Linked DNA regions of Homo sapiens: region 1 is linked to region 2. A link is a loop called in an ENCODE intact Hi-C map of the cell type or tissue named here. Cell type or tissue: natural killer cell. All regions are shown on one strand. Links, peaks and the distances in the headings refer to the core of each region. The heading gives the core; the rest is flanking DNA. Region 1 has its middle 83 kb from the start of NDUFV2. Region 2 has its middle 150 kb from the start of NDUFV2.

Region 1 (15,490 bases), core at 4,954-12,953, 64 kb before region 2:
GCCTCCTGGGTTCAAGCGATTCTCCCTGCCTCAGCCTCTCAAGTAGTTGGGATTACAGGCATCTGCCACCTAATGCCTGGCTAATTTTTGTATTTTTAGTACAGTTGGGGTTTCGCCATGTTGCTCAGGCTGGTCTCAAACTCCTGACCTCAGGTGATCCGCCCGCCTTGGTCTCTCAAAGTGCTGGGATTACAGGGGTGAGCCACCAGCCCGGCCCAGGGCACAGGATTAAGGGATATTTCTGGGACAAGGGAACTTGTTTACAAGCTGAATAGATAAATTAGTGGTCAAGGAGAGTTGACAATCTGAGAGCAAGGGAACAGTTGTTGGAAAAACATCTTGGAGGGGTTGGAAAAATAGACTAGTGCCTGAGTTTAGGAAATTGCCTTTATTGAGGAAGGACACTTCATCCTCCAAGACTCAGGGGAAGTTCAGGTGGAAATAGATATGCTGTGAATATATGACAAGAAAGCTGTGAAATAATTGTATCTTTTTGGGGGAGGGCTCGTCTACTTCTTTTTCTTGTATTCTTTTCTTCCTCTATTCTAGTTTTTACTTTGTCTACTGTTTCATTTAATTTTTCTTGCACAGTGTACTGGTAACTGAAGATAACCACAGAAAGATTTTTTTCCTCCTGCCTGTAAGTCTAATAATTTTAGAATGTCTATGACTTGTCATTTTCTCTATTTTCCCAAGAGAAGCTTTCATAAAAGGGAAAGAGGGAGCAGATCTATTTCACTGGCATCTCGCTTTTCTCTTTGAGGGCGGAGGGATGATGTTGTGTGCTGGCAGTAAGCACAGGGACTAGGGACTTGATGATTGGGGAAGATTTGGAATAAGTGGTGAGGAGGATGGGAAAGGAAATTGGCCAAAGCCAGGTAAAAGGGCTGAGAAATAGCCATAGAGGGTTGGGGTCTAACTTGGAGTTTCACAAATCTGCCCAGTTGTGCAGCTTTCTTTAGCCAGTTGGATATAGAAGTCTATGTTGTTGCATTCCAGTGGCCTAATGAGTAACATGCTTAAAGTCAAAAAAATAAGGCAAAGGAAGGCCAAAATACTACCTTCATTATGGATAAAACTGATAGTTGAAGATGTGGCTTATATAATCAAGTGGACTTCCAAATACTGATCCCTAGAATTAGACTCACCCATCAGCCATAGGCATTGCTGGGGCACCTCAGGGCCCCCACTCCCCACTCCCCCTCTGTAACAGGGAGGGTGTGGGGAGCAGGGGCCACATGGATCCAAGAGAAAGATGCCCCATGGTCATGAGAGTCTTCTCCCCAGGACCATAAAGATAGAAAGGACTCATCAGTGTGCAGTCACTGATCCTTTGTTCACAATACCTAAAGAAATGCCTCCTCTCCTGTTTTAGAAGTACCTGGCATTAAGTGCTCCATTCTATTAAAAGACACAGAAAATTAAAGTGCACCCTTTTAAACCAATACACATGCCCCATGAAGGATGTCTTTGAAATGTGGATGACAAATGGTTCCAGGCACCTGTTTGTTTGACCAAGGCTTAGCTGATCACAGATGCCTCTTCGGGCTCCAGGGTGATTCACCACCTAATTCTGCCATAAAACTACCCTTATAAGCTTTCTAGAGTTGGAGGCTACCCAGCAATGAATCAATGGGCTGAGATGCCTTATTGTCATCAGAAGTGTTCAAGCACTGGATGAACAACCCACTGTTTTAGATGTTACAAAGGAGATTCCTATGAGCACAAGAGCTTTAGAACCATAACCACCAACGAATTTTAAAATTCCAACACCCTATGGTTTAAAGGAACTGTAGTTTTTGTGAATTGAAGCATAAAGCTCATATCATAATCTCTCATCATGATGTACGCTGCTAATGCTTTCATGAACAGTCCATGGAGCAAAATGATAAAGTCTGTTCATGAATTTACTGGTTAATCTAGCATATGCAATCTAGTTAGTGTGGGCAGTCAGATGAAGAAAAATGATTATGATGAAAAGACCCCAGGGAAAGGATTTTTCTGCTTGAATAGATCAATGTTAAAATTAAATTACTTCCACTGGGAAAAGCATATCAAATTCAAGATGGAAGGAACTGCACACTAAGAAATGGTGACTAGCCCCAGCATAACGTTTCTTCAATTTTTTAAAAACCACAATCCAAAATACACTTAATATCATGATGCAGCACGCGTGTGTGTGCACATACACACACTTCTAACTATAACAAAAGTTTCACAAAACAACACTTACCCTTATTATGGGCAATGCATTCTGACATCTTCTATTATATTTGGGTTTTTAATAATTAATTCTGTTATTGAAGCATAGCAAATAGGCAGAAAAGTACATGATTATAAGTGTAGATCTTGATAAATTTTCACACAATAAACACATCTATGCAACCTATATTTTATTCCACTTCTTTTTATTTTTTATTGTAAAATATTTATATCATAAAAAGAACCATGTTAATTTTTAAGTGTATGCTTCTGTGCATTAATTACACTCACACTGCTGTGCAGCCATCACCACTATCCATCTCCAGCACATTTTTTATCTTCCTAATCCAAAACTCCATACCTATTAAACAGTAATTCCCTATCTCCCCTCCTTTGCCTCTGGTAACCTCCATTCTACTTCTGCATCTGAGCTTAACTACTCTAGGTACCTCATATAAGAGGAATCATATTTGTCCTTTAGTGACTGGCTTCTTTCATTTGGCATAATGTCCTCAAGGTTCTCCATGTTATAGCATGTGTCCAAATTTCTTTCCTTTTTAAGGCTGAGTAATATTCCACTGGATGCACACATAATCTAGATAGATAGATAGATAATAACATTTTGTTTATCCTTTCATTCATCGATGGACATTGCATTGCTTCCACTTTCTGGCTATTATGAATAATGTTGCTATGAACATGAGTGTACAAATATGATTTTTAAAAATACCAGCCGCCCCGTCCGGGAGGGAGGTGGGGGGATCAGCCCCCAGCCCGGCCAGCCGACCCGTCCGGGAGGTGAGGGGCGCCTCTGCCGGGCCGCCCCTACTGGGAAGTGAGGAGCCCGTCTGCCCGGCCACCACCCCGTCTGGGAGGTGTACCCAGCAGCTCATTGAGAACGGGCCATGATGACAATGGCGGTTTTGTGGAGTAGAAAGGGGGGAAAGGTGGGGAAAAGATTGAGAAATCGGATGGTTGCCGTGTCTGTGTAGAGAGAGGTAGACATGGGAGACTTTTCATTTTGCTCTGTACTAAGAAAAATTCTTATCCTGTTGATCTGTGACCTTACCCCCAACCCTGTGCTCTCTGAAACATGTGCTGTGTCCACTCAGGGTTAAATGGATTAAGGGCGGTGCAAGATGTGCTTTGTTAAACAGATGCTTGAAGGCAGCATGCTCGTTAAGAGTCATCACCACTCCCTAATCTCAAGTACCCAGGGACACAAACACTGCGGAAGGCTGCAGGGTCCTCTGCCTAGGAAAACCAGAGACCTTTGTTCACTTGTTTATCTGCTGACCTTCCCTCCACTATTGTCCTATGATCCTGCCAAATCCCCCTCTGCGAGAAACACCCAAGAATGAACAATAAAAAAAAAAAAAAAAAAATTCAGGCCAGGTGCAGTGGCTCATGCCTGTAATCCCAGCACTTTGGAGGACTGAGGTGGGCGGATCACCTGAGGTCAGGAGTTCGAGACCAGCCTGGCCAACATGGTGAAACCCTGTCTTTACTAAAAATACAAAAAAAACTGGCTGAGTATGGCGCACACCTATATTCCCAGCTACTCCGGAGGCTGAAGCACGAGAATTGCTTGAAGCTGGGAGGTGGAGGTTGCAGTGAGCTAAGATCACCCCACTGCACTCCAGCCTGGGTGACAGAGTGAGGTTCCATCTCTAAATAAATAAATAAATAAATAAATAAATGCTACAACAACAACAACAACAAAAAGAAAAAATAAAATAAAAAAATAAAAATACTAGTTGCAACACATTAAATTGATTTTCTTGATGTTGAAAACTCTGGTATACTAGTTCAAAAATGGAAATCAAACATATTTTTTCCTTTGAGCCTGATTAAGCTAAACAGGCCACTTTCAGACTCTTCATTTTCCTGATTTTTTGAACTCAGAAGAGCCTTAATGTGTGTCAGAAGGGATGCTGTAGGAGTGGATTTCCTTCCCTTTTGGAAGCTGCCCAGCAGTGAAACGCAATGCCTCACAGTGGGTGGGGGCGGGGGTGGGGACCCCTTCACCTAGCCACCCTCTGACACACACTCAGCCTTCCGTTGTCTCTTTGTGAAAGTGAGATAGTTTGGTAAGTCAGCCAGGTTTTGGGCGTGCTCAGGGTTGAGGTATGGATCCATAGTTCCTACACTCCCTGCTAAACAAGATGAGCTGAATTGGACTTGCTCAGAAAATTTCTGACAGTCCACAGGCTACTCTGAAAGTTATTTACCTGCTGTGACTAACATACTGTATATCTTTTCAAATAAGTTTTGTGAAGAGAAACTACTTCCCTGAGGCATGGGTTTTCTATTGCTGCATAATAAAGCACCTCAAAACTTTCAACAACAGCAGGCCTCTGGGTTGATGACTGGGCTGGGCTTGGCTCGGGGTTCCTGCTGTCTGGCCTGGGGTCACTTCCATGTCATCCACAGGCTCCAGTGGGGCTGGATGGTCCATGACGGCCTTCCCACTTGTGCTGGCTGCTGGCTCTCTGACTCTCTGGCTCTGTCATCCTGGTGGAGGCACCCAGGCTTCTCATGGAGGACTCAGGGTTCAGAAGGAGACAGAGGGAGCCGCAAGGCCTTTTCTCGAGGCTCCAGCATGGAGGTCCTATAATATCACTTTCTCCACATTCTATTAGCCAAAGCCAGTCACTAGCCAGCCCAGATTCCAGGAGTCAGGAAGTCAACTTAACCTTTGATTAATGGGTACAAATATATACGAGAGAGAAGATATAAGACCTGATGTTTGATAGATCAGTAGGGTGACTATAGTTAACATTAATTGATTATATATTTCCAAATAGCTTGAAGAGAATAATTTGAATGTTCTTAGCGTCAAGAAAAGAAAATTATTTAGAGTGATGGATATTGGCCGGGCGCAGTGGCTCACATCCATAATCCCAGCACTCTGGGAGGCCAAGGCAGGTGGATTGCTTGAGCCTAGGAGTTTGAGACCAGCCTGGGCAACATGGTGAAACCCTTTCTCTACAAGAAATACAAAAAATTAGCCAGGTGTGGTGGTGCAAGCCTGTAGTCCCAGCTACTGGGGAGGCTGAAGTGGGAGGGTCGCTTGAGCCTGAGAGGTCCAGGCTGCAATGAGCCTAAGCATGCCACCACACTCCAGCCTGGGCGACAGAGAGAGACCCTGTTTCAAAAAAAAAAAAAAGTGATGGATATCCCAATTACCTGATTTGATTATATGAATGTATCAAATTATCACATGTACTCTGAAAATATGTACATCTAACATGTGTCAATAAAAATAAATGTGTAAATAAATAAACTTGACCTCTTGATGATAGGAGCGACAAAGTCACAGTGAACCGGAGCACACACAGAGACGGGACTGTAGCCATCTTTGCCAGAGTCTACCACTCTCCACCACAATCTACCAACAATCTATAACATCCTATTATTGCTTCTTTTTTCTTTCCTGCAAATAAGCTCATGCAAATCTTGCTTCTAAAGAGTAGGGTTTTGACCCAACATCCTTACTTCTGATAATTTACTTACAGATCTACCTGCACAACACAAAATGATATATGTACAAGATTACCCACTGTAGCACACTTCATAATTAAAAACAACCCACGTATCCATTAATAGAGGGCTGCCTAAATAAACTGTGGTACACCAACAGGAGAGGACATTGTACAACTATAAAAGAAAAAAAGAGGCCCTTGCGTATTGACACAAAAACCCTAGGATATATTGTTCACTGACAAAAATCAAAGTGCTGAGCAATATCCACTGTATCCCAAAAGTCTTACTGCAGTTCGAAACTTTTATAACGTTAGAAGTACAAGTACTATAAACACAGAAGAAACATGATTTGAAAACTTAATTGTATACATTTCTTTCTTTTTTAGATTAATCATGCCATATGATTATTATTTTAATTAATTTTTGAGACGGAGTCTCACTCTGACACCCAGGGTGGAGTGCAGTGGTGCAATCTTGGCTCACTGCAACCTCCGCCTGCCGGGTTCAAGTGATTCTCCTGCCTCAGCCTCCCGAGTAGCTGGGATTAGAGGCACGAGCCACCATGCCTGGCTAATTTTTGTATTTTTAGTAGAGAAGGGGTTTTGCCATGTTGGCCAGGCTGGTCTCAAACTCCTGACCTCAGGTGATCCACCCTGCCTTGGCCTCCCGAAGTGTTGGGATTACAGGCTTGAGCCACCGCGCCTGGCCCATATTATATTTACTTACTTACAAAGATCTAACATGTCACCCAGAGACCATTTCATCCACTGGTCTGTTTGGCCACCAGTCTCTTGTCTGTCTCTTCAGCAATGGTGAGGCGCATTACCTTTCCTTGGGGAAGAGAAATCCAGGGTTTGTTGATGTTGCTGTTGGCATCTTTCCCATGAACCACATCAAAAGAACCAGGGTGCCTCTCTCTGTTGGTGATCACACCAATTCTTCCCAGGTTAGCACCTCCAGTCACCATACACAGGTTCTCAGTGTTGAACTTGATGAAACCAGTAATCTTGCCATTCTCCAAATCAACCTGAATGGTGTCATTCACCTTGATGAGGGGATCAGGGTAGCAGATGGTATGAGCATCATGAGTCAGCAGATGAGGGATTCCTTTTGTGTCCACAAATATTTTTCTCACTTTGCACAACCTGTACTTGGCCTCCTCAGGTGCAATACGATGTACAGCAAAGGGAGCCTTGGTGTCACAGATCAGATGGAAATTCTCTCCCGTCTTGTCAGTGCTCATGACGTCCATGAATCCAGCAGGGTAGGTTACATTAGTTCAGACCTTGCCATTGATCTTAATGAAACTGTGCATGCAAATCTTCTTTACTTCATCTCATGTCCGACATTCTTAAGTCTGTTCTTTATGAAAAGATGAGGGAGAGACACTCTCTTAGCTTGTGGGGATGGGTGGATCGATGAGGAGCAAACACGCGGGTCAATTTATCCAGCATCAAATGCTATGGAGCTGCTGCCCATTTCAGATGCTTCTTGGGACCACAACCATGACAGCATTAGGCATGGAAAGAGCTTTTTATTTTATTTTATTTTATTGTTTTTTGAGACAGGGTCTCACTCTGTTTCCCAGGCTGGAGTGCAGTAGTGCCACCACCGCTCACTGCAGCCTCAACTTCCTGGGCTGAAGCGACCCTCCTACCTCAGTCTCTGAAGTAGCTGGGACCACAGGCATGTACTACCACACCTGGCTAATTTTCTTTTTTTTGGGTAGAGACAGGTTTTTGTCATGTTGCTAGGCTGGTCTCAAACTCCTGAGCTCAAACAATCCACCTACCTCAGTCCCCCAAAGGGCTGGGATTACAGGCATGAGCCAACATGCTCAGCCTTGTATACATTTCTTATTCACTTATTTAGTCTTGTGAACTTGGAATAATAAATTTTAAACTTAATGTTTTTGTTTCACTATTGTTTTCTATCTTCGATCAGAGATACTGAAACAAAAAATAAAATGTACTATTTAAAATTCACAAAACTAAATAAGTGTAAAAGAGATTTATATAATACAACTTCCAAGTGATGTTGTTTGTAGCATTTATAATTCTGAAGTTATTCATGCCTAAAGTTCCGCCAAGGCTTTTGGGTTACCCTATACAGGGTATGCTAACTTTCATTTAAGAAAAAAGTGGATTCCATATCTTTGCTATTGTGAACAGTGGAAATATGGTACATACACACCGTGGAGTACTATGCAGCCATAAAAAGAAAGAGATCGTGTCTTTTTGGGAACATGGATGGAACTGGAAGCCATTATCTTTAGCAAACTAATGCAGAAACAGAAAACCAAATACTATGTATTCCCATGTATAAGTGGGAGCTAAATAATGAGAACACGTGGACACAAAGAGGGGAACAACACACACTGGGGCCTACTTGAAGGCAGAGGGTGGAAGGAGGGAAAGGATCAGAAAAAATAACTACTGGGTATTAGGCTTAGTACCTGGGTGATGAAATAATCTGTACAACAAACCCCCATATCATGAGTTTACCTATATAACAAACCTGCACATGCATCCCTGAACCTAAAATAACAGTTTTAAAAAAAGAAAAAGGTGGAAATAGTTGTGTTCATTTCCTGTGGTTTCTGTAACAAACTACTATTAATTTAGTGGTTTAAAATAGCACACATTTATTCACTGCTAGTTCTGGAGGTCAGAAGTCTAAGGAACACTGCCTTCCTGGAGGCTCTAGGAAACAATCCATTTCCTTGCCTTGTTAGCTTCTTGAGGCTGCATGCATTCCTTGGTTCATGGCCCCTTCCTCCATCTTCAAAACCAACAGTATAGCATCTTCCAAGCTCTCTTTTTTTCGGACTCTGACCCTTCTGCCTCCCCCTTAGAAGGTCACCTGTGGTTACATTGGGCCCACTGGGGTCATCCAGAATAATCTCCAATCTCAAGATCCTCAGTTCAATCACATCTGCAAAGTCCTTATTCCACATAAAGTAACAAATTAATAGGTTCTGGGGATTAGCACATGGACATTTTTGGGAGGCCATTATTCTGACAACCACAGAAGTATATTAATTTTTGTTTATATTTGCATAATGATACACTGGAAGGATGTATTAAAAAGCAGTAAAAGTGGTTGCTTATGGGGGCAGAGAGGAATGAGAACAGCATGGAAGTGAGAATTCTTAATGTATATCATTTTATGAGGATTTGATATCTGAATATATGAGTGAATTATCTATTCAAAAATAAAATGAATAGTAAGTAGGGCCTGTTTAGTTTCAGGTATCTCTAGCTAGGGACACTTAGATTTTTATAAATTCAGATGTCATGGACATAACACTAAAATGGCTGAATTGATCCTATAGATTCGGAACCACATGAGTTTACTTACATGCAATGAACTATACATTCTACACACAGCAAGTTCTGGAATCTGTCTTCAGTTCCTTCTCACGAAGGAAATGTGAAGTCAGTGTGACTAACCAGTGGCTCCGGTTCACCCTGGGACATCTTAGTATGGTTCAGGCTGCCCAGCTCTTCCTGTGGGCACGGTGTTCCCTGACTTCAGGATTTTAGGATAAGCTGCAGCCAGGTCGTGGTCTTTGCTGTGCACTCACTTACGCTGGGGTGATTTGCATTTTCAGCCTCTCCCTGTCAAATGAACTGCACTGGGCCAGGTTTCAGGAACTCTGCGCCCACCTCACTGAGATAGGGGGAGGGAGGATAGGTCCTCGTGTCCTTAAAGCACTTTAGTCCCTGAGGCTGCTGCTTGGTGTTTGTGTGTGAGCCAGCTCTGACTCACCAAATCGAGAAGAAAAAACTTCCACCGAGGACAATGTGCCAAGGAAATGTGCTCAGGCCCACGCGGCAGTGAGTCCAGCAGTTGGGACGGAACCTGAGAGGAGGCAGTTGGGGAAATAAACAGAGCGCCAACTCAACAGTCAGCGCCCCTGTGCATCGCAGCGCAACCTGCGATGGGAGAGGTTTCTCTGCCTTCGTGGCCGCTTCCTTAACAGATTCATGATTGGCAGGTGGCCTGCGAGCTCTCACATGCGTGCGGTGGGCGCCCCAGGGACTGCCCCTCCTTTGGCAGGAGCCTGGTTTGTGTTTATTTTTGGTTGTGCCAGAGGGAAACTGCACTTTGAGGAAGAAAAACAATTGCTGGTTGTTTAGGAGGAGCAGTCTAATCCGAGACGGCCTTGTCTTCTGCAGAAAACAAGCGGGGCGCAAATCAACCCAGGCGCAGCCAAGGGGCCGCGGTCGCGCTGAGTCACAGCCCGCTCAGAGCTCAGCGTGACTCAGGGCTGGCCGCCTCCCTGAGGCATCTGTGAGTGATCCCAGCCGCAGGAGGCGGCATCTCTTTCGTCTACGGCTCCTCCAGACTCATTTCCTTCCTCTGGAGGTTCAGGTGTCCCTGTGGGGCGTGGTTGGGGGTACGAGGCACCTCTGCGTGCAGTTCCCAGAGAGCGCCCACCCGGCAGGGCCCTGGGCCTCACGGCCTGGCTGAGGGGCTAGGCCTGCCTGGCCCCGCCTCCGCCACAGGCTGTGCCCTCAGACCTTGCCAGCATCTTTCCAACACACCCATTAGTCTCAAGGTCAAGTCGGGTGAGAGGGCCTGGAGGGATTATAACAATAGAAATGTAAGACAAAGTAGCAAATGTAAGAAGCCACGTGCCTCCTTTCTGCCTGCAGTAGAATTTCACAAAGCCCCAGACCCCTGGCAACTTGCAGCTCTGGGGAAAGACGCTTTGAGGACAAAACAGGCTACAGCACACGACCCCCAACTCTCTTGCCTGAGTCACTATATTCCTTAAAACATAAATGAGGCCAGGAGCAGTGGCTCACGCCTGTAATCCCAGCACTTTGGGACTCCGAGGCCGGATGATTACTTGAGCCCACGAGTTTAAGACCAATCAGCCTGGGTGACAAAGTGAGATCCCTGCTCCAATCTCTATGAAAAATTAGCCAGCCACGGTGGCCCATACCTGTGGTTCCAGCTACTCGGGAGGCTGAGGCAAGAGGATCGCTTGAGCCCAGGAGGTTGAGGCTGCAGTGAGATATGTTTGTGCCACCGCACTCCAGCCTGGGCAACAGAGCAAGACTGTCTCAAAAAAAAAAAAAAAGAAAAAAAAAAAAAAAAAGATAAACGGCCCCAGTCCTTGCCTTTTCCTATACATAAGATCATGTTTGGCAAGTTAGTGATTATGCCTATGTAATCTATAACCAGGTGCACTTTACGCCCAGTGTAACTTCTGAGCAAGTTTGATGAGATTTTGCAGATACTAAACCTCCACACCTGTATATAAGCATAGAGCTGAAACACGGTGTAGTCTCATGGAACCTCTCTAGAGGTCTGCTTCTGGGCTGTAGGCCTCAGTGAGACTTCTGAATAAAACTAACTTTAATTCTTTAAAAGCTTGATCTTTTTTCCTTCAGTCGACAGAAGTAATTGTAGCGTTTAGTGATCAACTCCTGCAGGCCCAAAACAATTATGTTAAATTATAATTCTTACCAACCACTCTCCCTTCTCCCCTCCTAAGGAGATGTGATTCTCTGCGGGGTTACACACCCAGCCTCTCTTGGAGGTGGGTGGGAAGGGGTCATTCCAATGAGAAATGTGTATGATAAAGGGAGAGCCAGAGCTGGAGCCAGGTAACGAAAGTTAAAAGGTGAGCAGCTCTGGTTTAGTGTGAGAAAGGATGCGAAGGGAGGGTTTTGAGGTACTGGAGGGACCAGAGGGAAATTTGAGCAGCTGTACTGGAGGGTGGGGCTTTGGGGAAAAGTCATATCAAAATGAGAGTTTTAGGAAAGTTTTCCATGTGGTTAGTGGGGCAAATTCCTCTCTCTTTGCATGGTTCAAAAACACTTCCAATTGCTTGGAATCTGGCTTGTGTTATTTATTTATTTTTATACTTTTTAGAATTTAGAGATGAGATCTCACTATGTTGTACAGGCTGGTCTCAAACTCCTGGGCTCAAGCAATCTTCCTGCCTTGGCCTCCCAAAGTGCTGGGATTACAGGCATGAGCCACCCCTCTCAGCCTGATGTTTATTTATCTATTTAGAGATGGGGGTCTTGATCTGTCACCCAGGCTGGAGTGCGGTGGCGTGATCACAGCTCACTGCAGCCTCGAACTCCTTCCCTTAAGTGATCCTCCCACCTTGGCCTCCCAAAGTGCTGGGCTTACAGGCATGAGCCACCCCTCTCAGCCTGTTATTTATTTATCTATTTAGAGATGGGGGTCTTGATCTGTCACCCAGGCTGGAGTGCGGTGGCGTGATCACAGCTCACTGCAGCCTCGAACTCCTTCCCTTAAGTGATCCTCCCACCTTGGCCTCCCAAAGTGCTGGGATTACAGGCATGAGCCACCGCGCCCGATCAAATCTGGCTTGTGTTTATATGCACATCTGTAACACACAGACTGGCCCAGGGAGGCCATCAGCCCAGTGGAGTGTATGGTGACCCAGGCTCCCCAGCCCACAGCACTAATGTACTGGGCTGGCGGGAGGTGGGCAATCCCAGAGCACCAAGGTGAGGGGCGAGGGCTGTGAGGTGGGAAGGAGGGAACACAGATAAGAGGTGGTGTAAGAAAAAGCTGGTGACCATCTCACAAGGACATGAACCTCTGGAGAGGCTGCATGGAGCCATTGCTCTTGGAATGGCGCAAGAAGCCATGGGAAGCTTGAATGAGCCATTTATCTGTCAGCTTCTCCCATCTCCCAACTCTCACTGGTCCATGTTCCTTCCTTGGGGTGTTATCTCCCCCATGTTTCTGAGTGTGTTACTCTGTGTTCCTCTGGGCAGCCCCCCGGGGCAGTCAAAGCCCGTGGGGGTCTGCTTGACTCCCACCTGGGTGCTGGGGCTGTAGCTACAGAGGACGTAATGGTGGTCATGTTCCTCTGCCAGGGGAGGCTGAGTGCTGGGTGGTGGTGTGGCAACTGCACCTGCTCCTGGAATAAGCAGCAGAGGCACAGACATCAGGTGGGGACAAGCAGATCTCAGAGGTGCACCTGCTGGTATGGTGCAGTACTTTTATGCTAATGGACAACGGGATATCTTCCTTAGGAAATTGTATTTGTATTTGTTGGGAAATTACTACCATATACTGATTTTTGGTAGTACAAGATATGTTGCTTCCATATGCCAGGAAACTGTCACGATAAATACACATGACATGCCTACAATGTGAAAAGTCCCCTTAGGTGTAATGTCCTTGTGCAGTATTCAACAATGTACAACTGTCCATGGCCTTGAACTGGCCTCATGGGCCCAGTATAAGAGTAGGCTGCCATAGAAAGGTCTCTCCACAAAGTTCATTCACATTTCAATGGAGAGTTGACTTGTTGAAACTGAACACAAAGCTCTTCAGGTTTGCCCCAGAATTCTGGAAGGTGAATCTCCAAGTGGGAATAGATAATGAATGAATGAATAAAATAGTCCAGTCACAGAGATGCCTTCTTTTTCTCATTCCTCTCTATCACCCAAGAACAAAGTAAAGAATTGTTTCCTAGTGTTCCCTGGACGCATGAAACTTGACAACAATGCGGCAAGGTGGTAGGCCTTATTTTTCATGTTTTTTTTTTGTTTGTTTTGTTTTTTTTGTTCTTGAGACAGGGTCTCCCTCTGTCACCCAAGCTGGAGTGCAGTGGTGCGATCTCGGCTCACTGCAACTTCCACCTTCCAGGTTCAAGTGATTCTCCTGCCTCAGCCTCCCAAGTAGCTGGGATTACAGGTGTCTGCCATCATGCCTGGCTAATTTTTGTATTTTTGTAGAGATGAGGTTTCACCATGTTGGCCAGGCTGGTCTTTAACTCCTGACCTCAGGTAATCCTCCTGTCTCGGCCTCCCAAATTGCTGGGATTACAGTCGTGAGCCACCTCGCCCGGTGTAGGTATTATTTTCCATGTTTTTTTTTTTTTTTTTTGTGAGACAGGGTCTTGCTCTGTCACCCAGGGTGGAGTGCAGTGGAGCCATCACAGCTCACTGCAGCCTAGACCTCCTGGACTCAAGTGATCCTCCCACTTCAGCCTCCCAGGTAGCTGGGACTACAGGTGTGCACCACCATGTTGGCTAATTTATGTATTTTTTTTTTTGTAGAGACAGGTTTTGCCATGTTTCCCACTCTGGTCTTGAATTTCTCAGTTCAAGCAATTTACTTGCCTCAGCCTCCCAAAGTGCTAAGATTACAGGCGTGAGCCGCTGTGCCTGGCCATTTTTCATGATTTTACACATGAGGAAACTGAGGCCCAGAAATGTTAATCTGGCAAGTGTGTGATCGTAGCCAAGATCAGAAAAGGCAGGTCTTCTGATCTGAATTCAAGTAGTGTGAGTTACACTAAATCAACTTTTCTCTTGATAAAACAGCTAAAAGCTCAGTCACTTACCCTGGATCATTCATATCATCTCTATAGTGTCATCTCCCTACTTAAAGGCCATCTTAGCAATCATTATGTCAGATTGTCAAGATTCCCTAGTTTTCACTCATTCATTCATTCCTTCATTCCTTTATTCACTTCATATGTGCTATGGTTTGGATACGGTTTGTTTGGCCCCACCAAATCTCATGTTGAAATTTAATCCCCAGTGGAGGTGGGGCCTGGTGGAAGGTGTTTGGATTGTGGGGGAGGATCCCTCATGGATGGGTTGGTGCCTGTCTGGTGGGAGTGAGCGAGCTCTCACTCTTAATTCCCAAGATAATCGGTTGTTGAAAAGAGCCTGGCACCTTCTCCTCTCTGTCTGTCTGTCTCTCTTTCTCTCGCTTCTTCTCTCACCATGTCGTCTGTACATGCCAGCTTGCCTTTGCCTTCCACCATGTGTGGAAGCAGCCTGAAGCCTCACTAGAAGCAGATGCTGGCACTATGTTTTCTGTACAGCCTGCAGGACCATGAGACAAATAAACCTCTTTTCTTTATGAATTACCCAGCTTCAGGTATTTTTTTAAATAGCAACACAAATGGACTAAGACAAGTATTTACTGAATTTCTGCTACTATGTGCCAGACTCTGTTCTCTAGATAAGTAAATAAATATGATTTTCATTGCTTTTATGACAGAAATAATGTGGAAATCATGTAGGCAATTCTTCTTAGCCAATGAGAGAAAGAATAGACTCATAAGATTACAGTGGAAGTACTCCATCGGTGGTCCCGTTTCCATCAGTTTTCTAGGTTGGAGAGAGGCAGAAGACATGAATTTTCTGGAAATGTTATAGAGACAGAGGCAATAGACAGAGACAGGACAGGAAGCTTAATGAGGGTCTTAAAAAAACCAGAACAGGCCAGGTGCGGTGGCTCACGCCTGTAATCCCAGCACTTTGGGAGGCTGAGGCGGGCGGATCATGAGGTCAGGAGTTTGAGACCAGCTTGACCAACGTGGTGAAACCCTGTCTCTACTAAAAATACAAAAATTAGCCAGGCGTGGTGGTGTGTGCCTGTAATCCCAGCTACTCAGGAGGCTGAGGCAGAATTGCTTGAACCTAGGAGGTGGAGGTTGCAGTGAGCCGAGATTGCGCCACTGCACTCCAGCCTGGGCAACAGAGTGAGACTCTGTCTCAAAAAAAACACAAAAAACAAAAAACAAAACACAAAACAAAACAAAACAAAACCCAACCTAGGACAGAATGACACAGCGTGTACAAAAAGGAACTGATATGCCAACTGTTGATCCAGTCTTTCCCCTGGATCAATAATTGGTGCTTTTGTATCCCTGCCCCACCCCCTGACTGCCATCTCCTATAATCTGTGAACCTGGTCCTGTCCTGCCTCTGCTTTGATCCCTCTGTCTGCTGTAGCCTTTAGGAAAAGCCTGGACAAAATCCAGACTCCCTAGAATGGC
Region 2 (15,490 bases), core at 2,867-10,866:
GTTACATACTTTGCATTTATTCAGTTGATTAAGATTTATCCTGCTTAGTTAATGACTAACTTTTGGCTGGCCTTTCTAGGTTCTGAAATAGTTGTCAGGTCTGTTTGCACGTATTAGAGACATGAAGAATGGTATCTAGTACACCTAGGCTATTTGGGCACTTAGAGGAAAGATCAGATTTTGACAGGAATGCCGCTGTTAACGGATCCAGACTTTGACCCTACTAACAAGAGGCTTCGTTGTTCAAATTGGTCATTTGGGAATTACCGTAATTACTCTGGCAAATGAAGGAAATAAACCTATCAAAAGACTTTATTTGTTGCTGTTATTTATGATTTTAAAATGTATTTCTATGGGTTTTAAAATATGTTCATGCTGGAATAGGCGTTAAAACAGACATAATAACTTTTCCCACATACTGTTCCTGTCTCAAATACAAATTCTGCACAAACATATGCAAATTATGCACAAATTCTACTCCCTGCTCTGTAAATACTCCCTAAAAATTGAGTACAAATCAAGGGTTCACAAATCTGGTTTTTGTTCCCCTTACTTTCCTTTATAATTTCTAGTCTCAGGCCAGGCATGGTGGCTCACGCCTGTAATCCCAGCACTTTGGGAGGCCGAGGCAAGAGGATCACTTTAGGCCAGGAGTTCAAGACCAGCCTGGGCAACATGGCGAAACCCCGTCTCTACCAAAAATACAAAAATTAGCAAGGTGTGGTGGTGTGCACCTGTAATCCCAGCTACTTGGGGGGCTGAGGCATGAGAATTGCTTGAGCCCGGGAGGCAGAGGTTGAAGTGAGCCGAGGTCACGCCATTGCACTCCAGCTTGGGCGACAGAGCGAGACTCTGTCTCAAAAAAAGAAAAAAATGTCTAGTCTTGTCATCATTTCTAATAAGAAACGTGTCCTGAGCATTTGCCATTCATTATCTGCTGACTCCATCCCAGAGAGTCTGTAATGTTGTTACCTGGTCCTAGCCCTCATTGCACATGAGATGGTAATTGTAGTTCAAAAGAGTAGGTGACCAGTGCCAGCTGAGTAGCCGGTCAATAAGGGTCTTAATGCTAATTGCTAACCCTTGAGCTTTGAATATTTGTCTCTTTCCTGCTGACCCAAGGCTTTCTGCCAAGTAGCTAATCAGTAAACATATGCTTAAATATACTCAAGGCGTTCCTATTATTAAAGCACTATTTTGATTGTGCTTTTGATTCCCTGATCAAAATTTTCCATTGACTACTGAGAAAAGTCCAAAGCACTTAAGCTGAAATGTCCAGCTTTCTAAAGTCAGATCTCTATTTACCTTTCCAACCTTATCTTCTGCTATTCTCCGGTGCACTCCAGAAATTCCAATCACAAAGAGCTACTCAGTACTCCCTGCGGTGCTGGCATTGCTCGGCCTAGCCCTCCGTTATCTCTTTCAATATTTCAGCACCATCCTCCCTCCCCTGAGAGGCCCGGTCAGGTGAAGTGTTTAGGAAGAACTAGCCTGCAATAAGGTGAGGACAGGGAAGGGGGTGGATCCTGCGCTTCAGTTGGGATGGGATAATTAACATAAAAATGCATCACTCTTGATCTTTCTCCACTTGTCTCATGCTCCTGTTTTCTTACTTTCAGTTAACATCTTTTTTTTTTTTTTTGAGATTGAGACAGTCTCACTCTGTCACCCAGGCTGGAGTGCAGTGGCACAATCTCAACTCAACCTCTACCTCCCAGTTTCAAGCTATCCTCGTGCCTCAGCCTCCTGAGTAGCTGGGATTACAGGCATGTGCCACCCCGCCCGGCTAATTTTTGTATTTTAAGTAGAGATGGGGTTTGTCCATGTTGGCCAGGGTAGTCTTGAACTCCTGGTCTCAAACTATCTGCCCACCTTGGCCTCCCAATGTGCTAGGATTACAAGTGTGAGCCATCACGCCCAGCCTGGTTAACATCTTTTTATCATGATTTTCACAAGGGTTGTGTAAGCATACCTTCAAAACTGATGGGGTGTGCTCAGGGAGAGTGCCTTCTCCTCTCACCTCCCTCCCTGCAGCACCTCCCTGCTGTGTTCAGCCTGCTGTGTCTCGGCTTATGGGTGGCCCACCGTTCTCAGTCCAAGCTCCTGCCCCCACTGGATTCCCATGGACTTCCTTTGTAACCAGTGGTATGGTAATGAGGTTCTTCACACATACAAATATTCTCTAAATATTTCGGTTCCTCCCTCATCTGTTCTTTGGGAGCTGGGATTCTGCTTTATAATCATCTGTGCCTCTTCATCTTCTAGCACAGGGCTTTGCCTGTGGCACATGGCACTGAATCCATCAAATAAAAACAACCAAAGAGCAAAATATTTTTGCAATCTGAAGAATATATTTACAATGAGAAACATCACTTGTAGCTGCCTGTGGTATATGGCAAACACTGTTGAAACAGAGCCACATATATGGATGGTCAAAATGCTTTCCTGTTTGTCACCCTGTCTGTCTCCATTTTTACCTAAGTTTGGAAGTAGGCAAGTGTCCACTTTGATCCCATTTCATCTGGGCAGTGGTAGAAGTAGCCTATAATTCATGCAGTAGGTTGTTTTGTCTGTATAGTGTCAAATAATTGATATCACTTGTTGTTGTTTTTAATTATTGAGTTGACTTCAGCAAACAGTAGTTTGGGTATCTCAAAACAGCTTGAATCTGACCAAAGAGAAAGAGTTACCGAAAAACAAAGAAATTTCATGTAGTGTATGAGGTTTTATCTTTGAGCAGGGAAGTTCTCAAGATTTCAAGGCAAAAGCACAGAAGAGTAGGTGTAGAAATGTCAGCAGTACCAAATTCTTATCCTCATTCTGACCCTGAAGCTCTTGGGTCTTCATGAGAGAAGTCTTTTCTTTTGTTGAGTCTCTTCTTTGCACAGGCAGTTGCTAGGAGGTCACTTTCTTCTGTCTCCTTTGCCCTCGAAAGGATGTTTTAGGAGGCCATGTCATGATGATCTGGTCCTCCTGAAGAACAGGTCAGGACAACATTAAATGATTTATTTGCTCCCTGAACCTGTGTTTGTTGCCTTCCAAGGCACTGGAAAACCAAAGACTGCCTTTCTGCTGCTCTGAGAAATTATTCTGTCTAGAATACTTGATCACACACCCAAACAGGTGCCAAATGGAAAATAGCATGCCAGATGTCAACCCAAGCAGCAGAAAGTTGGCCAGGACACTGTATCTCTGAATTTAAATGGTCTAAAACTTCACATTTATCCTGAATGGTCTTCTTATGCTGACTCTTTAGAGATCATAGAATCCTAGAGTGCTGAGCAAACAGATATCCTGCAGCTCATTGCATTCATCTTTCAGAAATCCAAACAGGTTAAATGATGTCTCCAGCAATTAATACCCAGTGGCAGATCCAGTTCTAGAAGAAACCTAGGGGAATCCAGGTGTTCTACCTGCAAACTGTGACCAAAAAAGTGATGTCTACTCATAATATACTTTGTGTTATTTCAGAGCCTAGGATGGCGACATTTCATTGCAGAAGCAATGACCCACTCCTAGTCAATTTCAGCAGATAACATGGAGACTTGAACAAGCTAAATCTGTTGCAGAAAAATAGATAGTATTTGTCAAGCACAGAAATGGGGGTGTTGAATATGCACTAAGTCAGACTCCAAATTTTTCACCCCAAACAGTTGGTTGAGAACACTCACATGTTTTATAGTCATGTATCCCAGAACTGTCTGTTACAGCAACACCTTTAGATTCCTCACAGGCCAGGTGTGGAGGCTCATGCCTGTAATCCCAGCACCTTGGGAGGCTGAGACAGGAGGATTGCTCCAGCCCAGGAGTTTGAGACCAACCTGGGTAACATAGCAAGACTCCCTCTCTACAAAAAATTTAAAAATTAGCCAAGCATGGTGGTGTTCACCTGCAGTCTCAGCTACTCAGGAGGTTGAGGTGGGAGGATCACTTGAGCCTGGGAGGTTGAGGCTGCAGTGAAGAGTGATCACACAAACAACAAAAACCACTCCTTGCCTATCTTTAAGAGATTAACTACATGAGCAGGCTTTCATGAGCAGTTGAATTTCTTCCCTGGATTCATTGTGAGCAAGCTCCTTGGAGTTTGGTGAGCCTTTTAACTGTAAACCAAAAAAAATAACTGAGGCAAGTCTCAATCATTTTTAGAGGTTTATTTTGCCAAGGTTGAAGACATGCCCGAGAGAAAAAAAAGGTACAGAAAACCACAGGAAACATCTGTGCTCCGTGATTTTTTCCCAAAGAGGGTCTGGGTACTTCAATATTCAAAGGGAAAAAGAGCAGGCAGTAGGTGAAAGAGGAAGGAGGAAAAGAAAGGGAAAGAGTAGATAAAAGAGGCAAACAGTTGCATTCCTTTGAGTCTTTTGATCAGTGAAGCCACTTTTTTCACGTGAAAGGAGGGAGGAGAGGAATAGTCAATTATGCATTTATCTTGTGCTCAGTTAATCTCCATTTTTACATAAGGTAAAATAAACATAGGAAGTAGAGGAAGCAGTTAGATATGCATTCCTCTCAGTTGAACAGAGGGATGATGGCTTTTAGTTCTTGGTTTTTGTTCTCTTTCTGTAGAAGATTAGCTTCTAATTTATTAATACATTGTAGGGTGAAATTCAACAGAACTGTCTTAGGGTAAAGATATTGGGGCTCACAAGAGATTTCCTTGTGAGGAAATTGTGAGGGAAGAATGTAGCCTTTTATCTTGTAGCTATCTATTTAGGAACAAAGTGGAAGGCAGGTTTGCCTGACCGAGTTCCCAGCTTAATGTTTCCCTTTGGCTTAGCGAGTTTGGGGTCCAGAGATTTTATTTTCCTTTCAGATGCCATAGGAAATGTAACAACTGTAGAAACGAGATTTCAGAGCTGGGCCTCTCAAGACCCATTTGACTACAAGGTCAGAGAGAGAATGCTGGTCCTCATAGGCCTGTCCTGAGTCGGCTCTGGACACCTGGAGGCCACAACTGCAAGAGTGAGGGTGAGGTCAGTGACCAGAAGGAAGGTGTCACTAGGGAAAGAGCATGGAACCCTCAATTCCAACAGTAACCCTCAATTCCAACTGTAACCCTTACCAGCCCTGTTATGAACTGGATGCTTGTGTCCTCTGGAAATTCATATCTTGAAATCCTAATCCCCAACGTGATGATCTTAGGAGGAGGATTTGGGGGTAAGTAGGTCATGAAGGTGGAGCCCTCACAAATGAGATTAACACCCTTGTAAGAAGAGACATGAGAACTTGCTCACTCTCAGCTCTTCACTTGTGAAAATGCAATGAGAAGGCATCAATTGCAAACCCAAAAGTGGCCTGGAAAGCCCAAGATCAAGATGTTGGAATATCTGGGATCTGGTGAGGGCTGCTTCCTGGCCATCCCTGGATGTTATTTCCTTAGGACCCTAGTCTATTAGTGGTACCCCAAGCCCTTCACTCGGGCACCCCAAGTAGCCTTGCCATCACCTGATCCTCAGTAAAACCCCTATCCCCAAAAGTTAGGTGTTAGAAAGGAAAGGTATCTGATTGAACGGGTTCACATTCAATAGCTATTAGCTTCAGAGTCCTCTGGGAAATATGCATGTTTTGAAAAAAAGGTGCTCAATAACCAAGATGAATCTCAAATCAGTTGAATTTCAGACAAGATAAAAAGTTCAAAAGGCAGCATTCAGAGAAGCCATCATGGGCCAGGAGTGATGGTTCACACTTATAATTCTAGGACTTTGGGAGGCCAACATGGGAGGTCTACTTGAGGCCAGGAGTTCAAGACCAGCCTGAGTAACATAAAGAGACCCCATCTCTATAAAAATTTAAAAATTTGGGCACAGTGGCTCACACCTGTAATCCCAGCACTTTGGGAGGCTGAGGCGGGCCCATCACGAGGTCAGGAGATCGAGACCATCCTGGCTAACACGGTGAAACCCCATCTGTACTAAAAATACAAAAAAATTAGCCAGGCGTGGTGGTGGGTGCCTGTAGTCCTAGCTACTCGGGAGGCTGAGTCGGGAGAATGGCCTGAACCGGGGAGGCAGAGCTTGCAGTGAGAGGAGATCTCGCCACTGCACTCCAGCCTGGGTGACAGAGCGAGACTCTGTCTCAAAACAAAACAAAAATTTAAAAATGTAAAAACAATTAGTCAGGCATGATGGTGCACACCTGTGATCCTAGCTGCCCAGGAGACTGAGTCAGGAAGATCACTTGAGCCCAAGAGTTCGAGGCTGCAGTGAGCTATGGTCATGCCATGGCTAGAGCTATGATCACTCCAGCCTGGGCAACAGAGCCAGACCCTATCTCAAAAAAGAAAAAAAAAAAAACCCCTACAAAAACAGAGGAACCATCATGACAGTTTCACTTGCGTCCATGTGAAGAGACCACCAAACAGGTTTTGTGTGAGCAACAAGGCTGTTTATTTCACCTGGGTGCAGGCGGGCTGAGTCCGAAAAGAGAGTCAGCAAAGGGAGATAGGGGTGGGGCCGTTTTATAGGATTTGGATAGGTAAAGGAAAATTACAGTCAAAAGGGGTTGTTCTCTGGCTGGCAGTGATGGGGGTCACAAGCTCAGTGGGGGAGCTTTTGAGCCAGGATGAGCCAGGAGAAGGAATTTCACAAGGTAATGTCATCAGTTAAGGCAGAAACGGGCCACTTTCACTTCTTTTGTGATTCTTCAGTTACTTCAGGCCATCTGGATGTATATGTGCAGGTCACAGGAGATATGATGGCTTAGCTTGGGCTCTGAGGCCTGACAGACAGCAGATCCAGTCCTGCCTCAGAGCCTAAAATATGTCATCAATCAGAATATTCTTGCTTTTCACATAGTCCTCTTTTTCTCATCCTTCTCTGAACACTGCATCACCCACCCCGCTTTGATTGCCAGGGCACAGTAGTTGCGCTCTGGCAGGTATAGTAAGAGGGTGCTTGCTGAGCCCTTTGATGGTAGGGGTCATATGAAATTTCTGGATTTGCGCGTCAGGGATTGTCCAGTCTGTCTTCCTCTGGGCAATCATTCCTCTGGGCAATCATTCTCCATCTTTTGGGAGAGAGATATTCCAAATGATGTAATTGCTTGAGTATGGGTGGTCAAAGTCTCAAACCTCACTTTTTCCATCCTGAGATATAGTGTCTTCAGATTTTGAGGGCAATTAATGTACTTTATATGCATCTATATCCACCACAAGGTCTAGAATTTAGTACAGGCTCAAGTAAGTGGATGAAATACTAAAATCTAATAGATATTACTAGTGCTTCTCTCCACCAGGCACATGAAAGACTACATGTCAAACCTCCCTGCCATTAAATGGGGTCATTTGAGTAGTCCTGGCCAATGGACTACAAGAAGTAATATGTGGCCCTGTTGGTCTGAACTATAGATGTGAGCTGTCTGTGCAGGCTCTTCTGTTGCCTAGGCCACTGGCCACATTACAGACAACAAAGCCTCATTTAGCCTGGGTTCCTGAGTGGCTATGTGGAGCAGACTACTCCCCAATACCTGCTCACCTGTGCTGGAGAAATATCATGAGCAAAAATTATACCTTTGTTGAAGGATTCCAGGTCCTGTTTGTTCTGCAGCATAACCTAGCCTGTTCTGACTAATACAGCCAATGGCCACTTAAAGGTAAAGGCAAAGAGGCTGCATATTTTGTAAAAATCATAAGTGCTCTTGAGGATATTTTGTTGTCTAAACTTTGGTTATTGTGAGACTTCACTCTGTGAGTCACGAAGGATCTAAAGTTTAACAGCCCCTTGGAAGAAAGTTACTCAATCTGCAGAGTCTTCCTGGTGTGAGCTGAAAGGCATGCTGCCCTGCAGTGATCGTGAGTCAGTTCCCTGGCTGCACCACCAGCTAGAAGAAGTCCAGATATCAAGGGGATATGCAGGACACTCTGACAACCGCTTCACGGCATCCTACTCACATCCTTGGAACCACATTCTCGATTGATCTGTGCATAAATGTTTGAAAAGCATTTTATTTCATTTTTTGGTTTTGAAATAAGGAGTTGACGTTTGCAGGAATGAGCACCATATGTGCCTTGTCATTTCTCCTCAGCAGGGCAAGGCCGTCCTACTGCATGATGCCGTCTACTTTAGCAACCTCCTGGGAAACCTTGTTTTTCATCCATGGACAGCATTTGGCCAGAGACCGCAAGCAGAAGGCATAGAGATGGGAAGAGTCCATTTTTTGGCAGTGTCTCCAAATTCACCTCACCAAAAATTCCAATTATTTTTGGTTTCTGCGTTGGCAATGAATTTTGCTAGGATGGGTACCATATGTTCTAGTGTTTCTGAAACCATTCCAGTTTTTACTATTTTACTTGTCTCTGTAATACAGCAAAATGCCCCAGAAATTTCAATATTTTAGTATACAAACTACATCTATCCAACAACTTTTCACTCTAGGAAGCAATACAAAAATTCATTTTGAGAGCCTGTGCCTCAGTGTTTTGTTGAAACTAACGCACTTCACCTTCACATACCACAAACTATATGATGATATGGTTTATTTCTTTCCCAGCAAATTCTGGTCAAAAGGGCAGCGTATCAAGTTACCTTAGTCTGGAGCATCCATTTTAGAATGTGATCTCCCTGGGTCACTTAGTGCTGTAATCTGTTCTTTAACAGAAAAGTATCTGCCCAGTTTACCATTAATTAGCATATTTTAAGAGTTTTATGAGATGAACATTTCAGGCGTGAAATATCACTTCGCCTCTGAGCAGCTGGGTCGGAAGTGTGTGCCACCTCTCATTTCTGCCCAGTGACTGGGTGTGTTCATGGTTTCAGGCTGATGGTCCCGTCCACTCCAGCACAATGCTTAGCCCAGGAAGAGTAGGCCATGGGGCTCAGTGCAGGGTCCAAAGTGCATAGTGAAGACCGACTGCTCATCACCATCCCCTAGGGTTCTGTCCCAAGTGTTGAAGTACTGTCATTAAAGATTCATCCTCAGGTTGAAAGCTTAAGCCCTGCGAAAAGCCAAGTGCCCCAGGGAACCCCTCATATTAAATCATGGACTGTGAACCCCTTGGTTTGAGTGCACTAACGAGCTCCTTCCCAAAGCACATCCTCTAAGAAGGAGCCCTGGAAAGAATGGAGCTGGGCCAAGGCAGGAGGGTTTTCCAGAGAAGAGTGGAGAAGGGCAGATGAGCAGGGCGGTGCAGGGGTGCAGCAGGATAGGACAGGGGCTTCCAGGTGGAGAGTTTGTGGTCCTGAAATGCAAGAGACTAAGGGAAAGGACCTTTGTTGAGCTCTTATTCCATGCCAGCGACTACACAAAATGGTTTCTATGTATTTTTATCTGCTTTGGTTTCCTCTGTCCCCTGGGAAGTTAAGTACATGTTTCCTTTGCAGGTGAAGACTGCACCAGTCAAGGTGGTTAAGTGACTTCCTGTATGGCAGATGCAACTGACAGCAGTAACTTAAGCACACCCTGAGAATGACCCTGTGGTCTAAGAAGAATGTGTGTCTGGGAGTGGCCAACCCAGAGACTCACTCCTTATCTATGAGGGACATCCGAACCCCTGGTCCATTCCTTGGAACACAGGTGTACAGGGGATTGAAGCCTTTGTTTTGGTTTAAACAGAGGTTGATAGATGGAGGGTGGGAAGTGAAAATTGCCATATAAACTGCATGCTTTTTCAAACAATAGCAGTTCTCATGTCTAGCCCCCCGTTCCTGGACTGCCCCGTATGTGGGTCCTCAATCAACAGTCTGGTCTACTAGCTCTGGATCTCTTCTTCAGCCTCTCGGACAGGGCACCATCCCTATTGGAATCAACAGGGGTCCAGCACAACACTTCCCCAGAATCATACAGCTGGGGTGTAATGGAGCCATGATCTGAACCCAAGTCTACTTCTAAAACACTTACTGTCCCACCAACTAAATTGGCCTGGGCCTCTAAGTCAACTCTAATAGAGTTGGGATGAGTTGCTTCTCACTAGACCTATTGCTTCTTTCTAGAACTTCTGTCCCTGAAGGGGCAGAAGGGAAGCATTACCAGGCACCTGGAATTGTGTTGGCCACTATCTTAGTCTGTTCCTGCTGCTATAACAAAATGCCTGAGGCTGGGTCATTTATAAAGAACAGAAACTTACATCTCACAGTTCTGGAGGCTGGAAGTCCAATGTTAAGGCACCAGCTGGTTCAGTATCTGGTGAGGGCTGTTCTCTGCTTCAGGTGGTAAACCTACCACCACGTTGAGGATTAGGTTCCAACACCTGCATTTTGGAGGGAGGGACACAGTCATTCACACCATAGCACCACCTTCACATATCCCATACAATCCTCACATCAACCCAGCAAAGCAAGGACTATTATCCTTATGTTTACTTATTGTATCCATTTTTTTATGCTGCATAACAAATTACCGTAAACTCAATGGCTTAAAACAACACACATTTATTATGTTTCTGTGGGGCAGGTGTCTGGGCACAGCCTAGCTGGGTCCTCAGCAAAACTGCAATCAGGGTCCTGACCAGGGCTGCGTTCTCATCTCGAGACTCCCATGGGTAAGGGTCTCCATCCAAACTCACCAAGGCTGTGGAAAGATGTAGACCTCAGGGTAGCTGGCTTCTTCAAATCTTTCAAACAGACCAAGTCTTATATAACTACATAATCCTGAGAGTCACACTGCATCACGTTGGTCATATTCTGTTGGTTAGGAGCAAGTCACAGGGGTCATGGGGCCACCTTAAAGTCTATGCAATACACATACGCACATGTGCAGAAACTTAACCTCAGCTAGATGCTCATTTCTTTCAGTGCAGTTAGATGTCATGACGGGATGGAGATGGCGTGATGCTGAGGAAACTTTGACTGTGGTGTTCCTTATGTGCATGTCCTTTTCCAAGGCCTGGGGAGGGGCCCGTGGGTGGACCTAAGTTTTGTCCCTGAAGCTTGTGCATATATGCAAAATAACAAACATAAAAACTGCTAGGGCCCCTCCCAGGGCTTACAGGTGACAGGCCTTACAGCTTAGGTTTCTTGGTAAATCTGCCCCCTGTGGACGTGTCATCACTATTATTCGAATTTCTCTGGGGTATCATTTAGTCTATTACAGGATCTGGAAAATAGCAATCATTCAAAAGACTGCACATCCCTAAGTCAGCAGCGGCACTCTCTCAGTGCGACCTCTTCTCCCGCAGTTTGCTTCCCGCACCTCCCCCCTCCTCTGCCACGCTGGCTCTTGGTGCCACCTGGTTGGGAGTGGTGCCGCGGCCTCTGTTTCTCCCACTCCCTCAGCCCTCACCTTTCTGTTTTCTTCTCAAACCAGCTAGGTGTTCACAGAACCAACTCCCAAGCTCATTTTTTCTTAGTGTTGTACCCATCTGGCAAAAACCCCATCCCAGATGAGACAAGAAGTATCATATATGTGTGTCTGTGTGTCCGTGTGTGGGGGTCTGTGTCTGTGTTTCTGTGTGTATGTGTGTTTGTGTGTCTGTGTTTCTGTGTGTCTGTGTCTGTGTGTGTGTGTGTGTGTGTGTGTGTGCATACTTTCTCTCTGCTCCAGGAGAGCCACACCCCAGCGCGCAGGTCCTGCCATGCTCAGGGGGTGTGATATTCCCCCCTCGCTGTGTCTGTGGCCCCCCTCGCCCTCTCACTCTCCAGAGGACCCATCGCGCTGTCCCTCTCCTGGCTCTCAGCTGCCCGCTCCTCCTCCTCCCTCTCAGCCGATGACTGAGCATCCCACTTCACAGAGAAAATAGAAGCTACCAGATGGCTGTGCCTGTCTTTCTCCTACCGTGTCTGCGAGCCCGCTTTCACCCTCCACATCCTTGCCTTCCTCTGGGGAGAAGTGGCTAACTCCACACCAGGCTCACTCTCCACCTGCGCTCTGGGCCTCCCTGCCCCACCCCTGCTGCCTTCTCGGAAATCTCACTGTATGGATTAGCCCTTTTCCCCTTTGAATGATCTATTTTATCTTTATATCTACCCCCTCCCCCCGCAAAGGACTTTCTCATCGGTTTTTAGACATCTGGAAACCAAACCAATCAGAGTCAAAGGAGAGGAAGGGAAATTGACTCTGAGTTGTCCCTCCACACCCCTCACCCCTGCAGCTCCGCCCTGTCTCTTTCCACCTCTACACAGCCAAGTTTCTGGAAACACTTGATAATAGGCACTGTCTTCGTTTTCTCACTTTATATTCATTCTTCAAGGACTCCACTTCTGTGATGCATTGGTTCAGCTTTGTTTAGGTGTCCTGTCATTACTAAATTCCGGAAAGGTTCGTTGTCTCTTTCAGCCTCATCTGACACTGCCAGCCTAACCACTCCCTCTTTCAAACACTGGCCTTCCTTGCCTTCTGAGGAAGATACTGTGGGCTGACTCATTCAGCATTCATTCTATTCCTGCTTTGCATACCTTCCTGGCAGTGGAGAGAAAGCTAAAAATGACATTTTCCATATTCCCTCTCCACTGTTTCCAGTTGAGGTTTCAATTCCACCCATCAGGCGCCCTCTCTGGGACTGTCATTTGAAACTGAGATGCTGGGCAGGGAGGCAGGGCTGGAGGCATCACTTTTTGCTGCTGTGCATCGCAGCAGGGCAGGAAGGTTCTCCAGCCAAGAGCAGGGATGTAGCTTCCAGATCGATGACTCCCTGATGATGGCAGAGGCAGCAGCTCCTCTGACACTTATTCCTGGAAGCTCAGCCTAGCCTCTGTGTCCTTGCTTTTCCCAACAATTCTATGAATTGCTAGTGACTTTAAATACATGTCTTTTATTTAAATTAGCTAGAGTGTATTCTGTTGTCTGAGACAGCATTGATCAAAGCAATGACCGTAACACAGCACTACCTTCCTCTTCTTGAGCCTCATGGCTCCTCCTCCTATTGGTGGCTTTCCGTCTGGCCATGTATTGAAGCAGTCCTCATGGCCCCGTCCTCACCTCCTTCCTTGTCTTCTTGTCTTTTCTCCTACGCTCGACATTCCTATCCATATTCATGCTGCAGTCAGCACTAGATAAAATGATGCAGGGATGCTACGTCCAGCCAAACCACCTTTCTGTAGGCCACTCAATTTGTGGCAATTTGTTAGGGCAGCAATGGAAAACTAATACACTGGTAGAAACTAAGTGTTTAAGAAACCAATGTATTGGTTTTCTATTGCTGCCCTAACAAATTGCCACTAATTTAGTAGTTTAAAACGATATCCATCGTTATCTCACAGTTTTGTAGGTTCAAAGGGTGGGTGCAGTGGGGCTCAGCTGGGTCCTCTGCCTAGAGTCTCACAAAGCTGAAATCAAGCTGTCAGCAGGGGAGCATTCCATTCGAGGCTCTGCGGGTGAATCTCTGCCAAGCTCACTCAGGTTGTTGGTAGCATTTGGTTCTTTGTGGCTGAAGGACTGAGGTCCCTGTTTCTTTACTGGCTGTCAGCCAGGGCCTTTCACAGCTCCTTAAGGCCATCTGCATTCCTTGTCACGTTGCCCTTTCCTTCTTCAAACCACCGATGGTGTATTGAGTCTTTCTCATGCTATGAATCTCTCTGGCTTCACCTTCTGCCTTTTTTTTTTGAAACGGAGTCTTCCCAGGCTGGAGTGCAGTGGCGCAATCTCAGCTCACAGCAAGCTCTGCCTCCTGGGTTCACGCCATTCTCCTGCTTCAGCCTCCCAAGTAGCTGGGACTACAGGTGCCTGCCACCACGCCTGGCTAATTTTTTGTATTTTTAATAGAGACAGGGTTTCACCATGTTGGCCAGGATGGTCTTGATCTCCTGACCTCATGATCTGCCCGCCTCGGCCTCCCAAAGTGCTGGGATTACAGGTGTGAGCCACCACGCCCAGCCTCCTTCTGCCTTTTTTTCTGATTGCAGTTGGAGAAATTTCTTTGCTTTTTTGTGTTTTTGCTTTCTTTTTTTTTGAGACAGAGTTTCACTCTGTCGCCCAGGCTGGAGTGCAGTGGTGCAATCTTGGCTCAGTGAAACCTCTGCCTCCTGGGTTCAAGGGATTCTTGTGCCTTAGCCTCCCAAGTAGCTGGGATTACAGGTGCCCAGCACCACAGTCAGCTAATTTCTGTATTTTTAGTACAGATGGGGTTTTGTCATGTTGGCCAGGCTGGTCTCGAGCTCCTGGCCTCAAGTGATCCTCCCGCCTTAGCCTCCCAAAGTGCTGGGATTACAGGTGTGAGTCATCGTGCCCTGCCTGTTTTTGCTTTCTTAATTCCTTTTTTTTTCTTTTTTTTGCAATTTTTTTATTGAGACAAAAACTCACATAACATAAAATGCATCATTTTAAAGTGTACAATCCCATGGATTTTAGTATATTCACAATGTCGTGCAACCGTCACCATTGTCTAATTCCAAATCATTTCTATCACTGCAAGAGGAAACCATGGAAACCGTAAGCAGTCACTTTTCCCCTCTGCCTGTTCCCTGGCAACCACTCATCTATTTTCCATCTCTTCGAGTTTGCCTATTTTGGACATTTCACTTGAATGGAATCATTCGCTATGTGACCTTCACTCTCTGGCCTCTTTCACTTAGCATAATGTTTTTAAGGTTCATCCCTGTTGCAGCATGAATCAGCACTCCCTTCTTTTTTATAACTGAATAATATTCCATTGTATGGATGTACCACAGTTTGTTGATTCATTCATCGGTTGATGGTTATTTGGGTTGTTTATATTTTTGGCTATTGTGAATAATGTGGCTATGAACATTCATGTGCAGATATTCGTGTGAACATACATTTTCAATTTTTTTGAGTATATATGTAGGAATTGAATTGCTGGGTGCTATGGTAACTTCATGTTCAACTTTTTGAGGAACTGCCAAACTGCTTAAACTGTTTTTAACAGTGGTTGCATCATTTTACATTCTTCCCAGCAATGTATGAGGGTTCCATTTCTCTACATTCTTGCCAACATTTATTATTTTCCTTTAAAAAAAATTACAGTCATCCTAGTGGCATCTCACTGTGGTAGTGAAGTGGTATCTCACTGTGGTTTTAATGTGCCTTTCTCTAGTGAGTAATAACATAAGCATCTTCTCATGTGCTTGCTGACCATTTGTGTAGCTTCTTTGGAGAAATGTCTATTCAAGGCTTTCACCCTATTTTTGAATGGATTTTTGTCTTTCTATTTCTGAGTTGCAAAAGTTCTTTGTATATTCAGGATACATAGTTTCCAGTAAGTGTTGTTCAATAATTCAATAATGAGCTATTATTGTAACCATAATAGGTTTGTTGCCTGATGCGCACAGCAAGTCAATATGCCAAGACATCAGTTTGCAGCAGAGGAAGAGGTTTAATTACAGAGCCACCTACTAAGGAGATGGGAAGGAACCTTAAATCCAACTCCATGAAGAGTTTTGGACTAGGGTTTTTAAGGGTTTGGAGTGGGACAAAATGTGGAGATTATTGATTGGCTGAAGAGTGCAGGGTGAAGTCATGGGACAAGGAGAGGAAGAAGCTGTGTTCTCTTGCTGATTCCATTCCTCCGTGGGGTCTTCACACTGGTTGGTGTCAGCTGTTTCACTGGAATTTGGGCTCTGAGAAACATCTTAAGCAATCCTTAAACGAAGACTTTATGATT

What was found. Hi-C counts contacts between places; a loop is a spot of excess contacts. Peaks named below come from ENCODE experiments on the same cell type or tissue, not always from the same donor. Only the 100,000 strongest peaks of a DNase experiment are listed, where the experiment ranks them.
Region 1: it touches region 2 in a loop (4-fold over the local background); 2 of 110 quality-filtered maps call a loop at or near these places.

Annotation. Positions count from the first base shown.
Region 1 is chr18:9,011,726-9,027,215 of GRCh38, reverse strand. It overlaps the pseudogene RPS4XP19. Among named protein-coding and RNA genes, the nearest start is that of NDUFV2, 83 kb to the left of the region's middle. RefSeq lists enhancers at 4,469-5,144, 9,391-9,500, 9,661-9,730, 8,951-10,150, 9,875-10,699 and a silencer at 10,181-10,280. In natural killer cell, for the core only: no CTCF peak of the experiment used is centred there; a DNase peak (open chromatin) is centred at 9,935.
Region 2 is chr18:8,945,598-8,961,087 of GRCh38, reverse strand. No RefSeq gene overlaps it. Among named protein-coding and RNA genes, the nearest start is that of NDUFV2, 150 kb to the left of the region's middle. RefSeq lists an enhancer at 11,699-12,471. In natural killer cell, for the core only: no CTCF peak of the experiment used is centred there; no DNase peak of the experiment used is centred there; H3K27ac peaks cover 430 bases.